2 separate regions of the Homo sapiens genome follow, and region 1 is linked to region 2. The links are chromatin contacts, found by Hi-C or POLR2A ChIA-PET in ENCODE. All regions are on one chromosome and are shown on one strand. The core of a region is the stretch at or near the end of the contact, and the rest is flanking DNA. Distances in the headings are between cores, read along the strand shown.

What was found. A loop is a pair of places that touch in the nucleus more often than their neighbours do. ChIA-PET counts read pairs that join two places held with the same protein, here RNA polymerase II (POLR2A). Pooled maps may share reads with other maps.
Region 1: a loop to region 2 is called in a map of astrocyte of the cerebellum, with 7 times the contacts of the local background. The contact joins two enhancer-like sites. A Hi-C loop is called at or near these places in 2 of 168 maps with a recorded cell type or tissue (astrocyte of the cerebellum and endothelial cell of hepatic sinusoid) and 4 of 50 pooled maps. POLR2A ChIA-PET finds 5 or more read pairs at or near these places in 1 of 52 experiments (Panc1).

Annotation. Positions count from the first base shown.
Region 1 is chr12:124,729,269-124,731,968 of GRCh38, reverse strand. No RefSeq gene overlaps it. Among named protein-coding and RNA genes, the nearest start is that of SCARB1, 130 kb to the left of the region's middle. RefSeq lists enhancers at 1-246, 247-851. Within about 2 kb of position 1,393, at least 12 of the 41 ENCODE cell types and tissues checked have a DNase peak (open chromatin) inside an H3K27ac peak, as active enhancers do.
Region 2 is chr12:124,410,423-124,413,122 of GRCh38, reverse strand. All of the region lies in intron 15 of NCOR2 (nuclear receptor corepressor 2), which reads left to right. Among named protein-coding and RNA genes, the nearest start is that of MIR6880, 75 kb to the right of the region's middle. RefSeq lists enhancers at 1-300, 301-928. Within about 2 kb of position 1,447, at least 15 of the 41 ENCODE cell types and tissues checked have a DNase peak (open chromatin) inside an H3K27ac peak, as active enhancers do.

The DNA of each region.
Region 1 (2,700 bases), core at 144-2,643, 320 kb before region 2:
AATCATCCTGAAACTGCCTTTCCCTAGGCCTTCTGTTACATGAGTGTCTTAGTTCAGGCTGCTGTTATACCAGCAGTCCCCAGCCTTTTTGGCACCACAGACCAGTTCTGTGGAAGACAATTTTTCCACGGCCTGTCGGTGGGGAGGATGGTTTCAGGATGAAACTTCCACTTCAGACCACCAGGCATTAGATTCTCATAAGGAGCAGTCAACCTACATCCCTCGCATGCGCAGTTCACAATAGGGTTTGTGCGTCTATGAGAATCTAACGCCGCCACTGATCTGAGAGGAGGCGGTAATGCTCGCTCGCCCGCTGCTCACCTCCTGCTGTGCGACCCAGCTCCTAACAGGCCATGGACTGGTATTGGTCTACGGCCCAGGGGTTGGTGACCCTTGTGTTATACAATATCATAGACTGGTGGCTTATGAACAACAGAACTTTATTGCTCAGGCTGGGTGCGGCGGCTCATGCCTGTAATCCCAGCACTTTGAGAGGCCAAGGTGGGCAAATCGCTTGAGCTCGGGAGTTTGAGACCAGGTTGGGCAACGTGGTGAAACCTTGTCTCTACAAAAAATGCAAAAAATATTAGCTGGGCACGGTGGTGCACACCTGTAGTCCCAGCTACTTGGGAGACTGAGGTAGGAGGATTGTTTGGGCTTGGGAGGTCAAGGCTGTAGTGAGCTGTGGTCATGCCACTGCATTCCAGCCTGGGCAATAGAGTGAGACCTTGTCTCAAAATTTTTTTTTTTTTGTCACCCAGGCTGTAGGACAGTGGCATGATCTTGGTTCACTGCAACCCCAGCCTCCCCAGGTCAAGCGATTCTCCTGCCTCAGCCTCCTGAGTAGCTGGGATTACAAGCATGTGCCACCATGCCTGCCTCATTTTTTTGTAGTTTTAGTAGAGATGGGGTTTCACCATGTTGGCCAGGCTCGTCTCAAACTCCTGACCTCAGGTGATCCACCCTCCTTGGCCTCCCACAGTGCTGGGATTACAGGTGTGAGCCACCGTGCCCAGCCAACCAGCTAGTTCTTAAAAAGTCATTTACTCAGGGGAGCCTGCCCTGATTCTCTCTCCACAAGAACAGGTCACGCTTTTCTGCCTCACAGTTTCCTGGCCTCTCATGCACTGAAAGGCCCTGTAACCCCACAGCTGTTAAATGTCAGTCTCACCCCTGAACCTGGACATACCAGAGGAGCAGCGACTATGCTTGTTTTTGCTCCTGGCACAGTGCCCAGTGCTTCATGGGTCCTCAACAAATATTTGTTGAAAGCATGAATGAATATTCCGAACCTTAGAGATCTCACAGTCCAAAATCAAAATGCAATACTCCAGCAGCAGCTAGCATGACTGAAATGAAAAAGACTGATGCCCTCCAGCACTGGGAGAATTCAGAGGGCCTGGAACTCACACACAGCTGGAGGGAATGTGAAATCACATAACTACACTGGAAAACAGTTTGGCAGCTTCTTAAGTTAATCATACACTTCCAGTATGACCCAGTGATCCCACTCCAGGTATTCACCCAAGAGAAATGACAGCGTCTGTCTACACAGAGACTTGTACACAAATGTTCATTGCTGCTTTCTTGTCATAGCCAAAAACTGGAAATAAACCAACAGCCCATGAGCAGGCGAGTGGGTCAGCACACGGTGGTATATCCTTACAATGAACTATTGATGTGCATGACAACATAAATAATATGGTCTGGCTGTGTCCTCACCCAAATCTTATCTTGAATTGTAGCTCCCATAATTTACACAGGTTGTGGGAGGGACCCGGTGGGAGAGAATTGAATTGTGGGGCAGTTTTCCCCATGCTATTCTTTTGGTAGTGAATAAGTCTCATGAGATCTGATGGTTTATAAGGGGTTTCCCTTTTTGCTTGGTTCTCTTTCTCTCTTGTCTGCCACCATGTAAGATGTGCCTTTCACCTTCTGCCATGATTGTGAGGCCTCCCCAGCCTCATGGAACTGTGAGTCCATTAAACCTCTTTTTCTTTATAAATTACCCAGTCTCAGGTATGTCTTTATCAGCAGCGTGAAAATGGACTAATACAATAAATGACTCTGAAAATACCTACGCTGAGTGAGAGAAGAGCTGGGCAAGAAAAGAGGACATTTTGGGAATGAACTGGGGGCGGGGACAGAGGATTCAGAGTGGAAGTCCTAGTTATTACAAAGCCCCACGAGGTCGTGGGGTCTGGCCCTGAGACTGTTCTGGTTTCCTTTCCTATCTCTTCTCCCAACCTCTGTCCACTCCAGCCCGCTCGGCCTCTGCTCTGCTTCCTGAGTACACCAGGCATGCTTCTACCTCAGGGCCTTCACACTGGCTGTTCCCTCTGCCTGGGACCCTCTTCCACCAGACCCAAACGTGGCACAGATCTCCACTGCCTTCAAGTCTGCCAAACATCACCTCTTCCGAGAGGCCTATCCAAATCTCTTCTCTAGCTAAAAGCACTCCCAACCTGCCTTTAGTTTCTGTGTTCTTTCTTGGCATTTACTATCAGGTGGATGTATGCATGCACACCTACCCCCAATATGGACGTGTCTCAAAATAATTTGCTAAATGAAAGAAGCCAGTCAAGGAAAGAGGACCTACTGTGAGATTCTGCTGACATGAAATGATGCCATTTACACATAGTTTCATTGTCTCCTCCATTTATTTCATTAATTAATTTATTTTTTGGAGATGGAGTTTTG
Region 2 (2,700 bases), core at 198-2,697:
GTCAAGGTGGGATTGAAATGGAGGCTGTGGTGGGATCCCGAGGGAGGGGAAGCCTGTGGGCTGGGGGTGAGAAGTGACTCCAGGGACACTGGACCGTGCACTTTCCCCGGCAGCGAGGCTTCCGACTTCCTCAGACACCACTGACCACGCTGGGATGGCTGTAGCCAGCATCCTGGGGCTGTGCCCTCCTGGAGTTCCCCCTGTCTGAGGCCAAGGTCTGCTTTGTGAGGGGACGTGTCCCAGTCTGAGTCCTCAGATGTGAGTGCATGTCGGAATCACCGGAAGGGCTGGGGAAACCCAGTCACTGGGCCGCACCCCTCACCCCACAATAAGGCCGAGATCCAAGACTCTGCATTTCCAAGGAGCTCCCAGGCGTTGGTCTAGGACGCTGCTGAGAACCTCGGTGCTGGGGGTCAGCCCCTGAGCAGGGAGCAGGGTGGCTGAAGGGGTTGTTAAGCCCGAGGTGGGCTACCCCACAGCCCAGACCACCCATGGGAGTACACTCAAGCTGGAACGGCCCTTCCCAGGTGTTTGGGGTGGGCAACGGCCTCCCTGGCCAGGGCCCAACTTGGATGAGGCAGCTCTGAGCTGAGTTATTGTCAGCGCGCCTGACAGCCGATGGCAGCCAGCCCCTTCTAGAAGGGAGGTCTGGCCAGTCCAGCCCAGGAGGCAGCCTGTGCATCTGCATGTTTGCAAAGCCACGCTTCATAGATGCTGTGGCCACCCGAATGCTTAACCACAGCCCAGCAGCAAGACGCCAGTGCCACCGTGTCATCTCAAGGACACCTGCCCTGTCTGAAGTGCTTGCACCAGGCCCTTCTCCGCCCTGTCACCCCGACACCATGTGCCCTGTACCAAAGCAGTTTGTGTGTCATTTCGATGGTTACGTTTCTGAAACTTGGATGGTTATAAAGTGGAATATGAAAGTCCTTGATTAAAAGTGCTGGCCATGGGACGTCTCTGGACTCAGACCCGCGCTGTGTGCGGCCGCCTTCACTCTGGCCCACCTTGGCATCCATGGCACTGGTGCTTAGCCTTGTGGCCGGCTGGAGGCGAGGGATGTGCATGGCTGTTTAGAGTGGTGGGATTGCCTTCTTGTTTAATGGAGGGTGCCATCCTCTTTCTGGAAGCTTCTCTGTGTTCTGACACGGGGATGCAGGCCCGGGCATAGGCTTTTGGAATGCTAGCCCCTCCACACCCACCCCCATGAGACCCCACAGGCCTGAGCTTTGGCAAGGGAGGGCCGAGCCCCCACCTCCCGGAACCTGGCCCCTGAGATCGGCCGTGAGCGGCTTTTGAGCCTGGAGGCTGGGTTGAGGCCCGAGCATCCTCTCTTGGGCTCCGAGCCCCATCACCACCACCCTGAGGTGAATCACGGACTGTGGGGCGGTGCGGGGAACAGCTCAAGCGCTGGCACAGTGGTTTATAGTCCATGATTCATTGATGGAAGGGCCGCGTTATCCTAGTGAATTGCAAAACCAGAGCCCAGGAATGCTGGGGCCTGACTGCAGACCGTTGGGGAGCGAGGATGTGAGGCTGGCTAGGCCAGGTGGCAGGGCCCGGCCCCTGGTAGCCAATATGGCCTTCCCGCAGCGATGGGGGTTCATGTGGCCAAGGGGGCCTCTCTTTCTGCAGAGATGGGACACTGAGACGGGAACAGCCCGTCCTGGGCTCCAGTCATCCGGCCTGGGTCCAAGAAGGAAGCCCAGGGAGGCCGAGGCTCCGCCCCCGACTGCTGCCGTCCACTCTCCACTGTTCCCCATCTCTGTCCCTCTGGGTCTGCTCTGCCCAAGCCCCTGGCTCTGAATCTCCTGCATTTTTCTAGGTTTCTCTCTCTCTCTCTCTCTCTGTGTGTGTATGCGCGCACACGGGTGGCTACGTCTGTTTCTCTTCCCATGTCTTCCTCCCTCTTTCTATTTCTCTGTGTCTTTATCTCTGTGTCCACGTCTCGTCTGTTTCTCTGCATGTGCTTTCCCGTCTCTCTCTCTTTCCCCCATCTAAGTCTTTTAACTCTGTCTCTAGCTCTCTCTCTCTCTCTCCCCTTCTCTCTCTCCCCCATCTCTCCTCTTCCTCCTCCCCCGCCCCCTCCCCTCCTCACCCTGTCCCTGGGTCTCTCCTCTCACCCTTCCTCCTCCAGGTCTCTGCTCCTCCCCCACCTTTCTCCCTTTCTCTCTCCTCCCTCCCACTACAGCCCCCTGTCCCCTGCCTCCTCCGTCTGTCCTCTCCCAGCTCTTTGCGGAGGGACTGGTGACCTTGTTCCCCTTGCTGTGGCACTCGGACAGTTTGCACAGGGAACAGTATGACCGGGAAGGCTGTTCCAGGGCAGGAGCAGCCAGGCTTGGTCCCTGGGGAGGGGCAGCCGCTGTGCGGTGGGTGTTGGTATTCAGGGCTAGCTGCCTGCCCTAGGTGCTGAAGTCACTTGATGGTGGGGACCGGTGGCAGGGCGGGCCAGATCACCCCAGGCTGTGTTTCAGCTCCCAGGCCGAGGGCTTGTATCTTGTTTCAAACCTGCTGCCTGCTTGGGGCTGGGCCAGGATGGGCCCACAGCCTTCCGGTGGTGCCGACTTTCCCAGGCCTGCCAGAGGAGGTGGCTGGGTCCTCTCCAGTCAGGGCCAGCTGGGCTGGGCAGGATTGGGTGCAGTTTTAGGGTTGAAGTGAGCAGATGTCTCTGGTTTCCTGCCCAGCTTTGTGCTAGGTGGG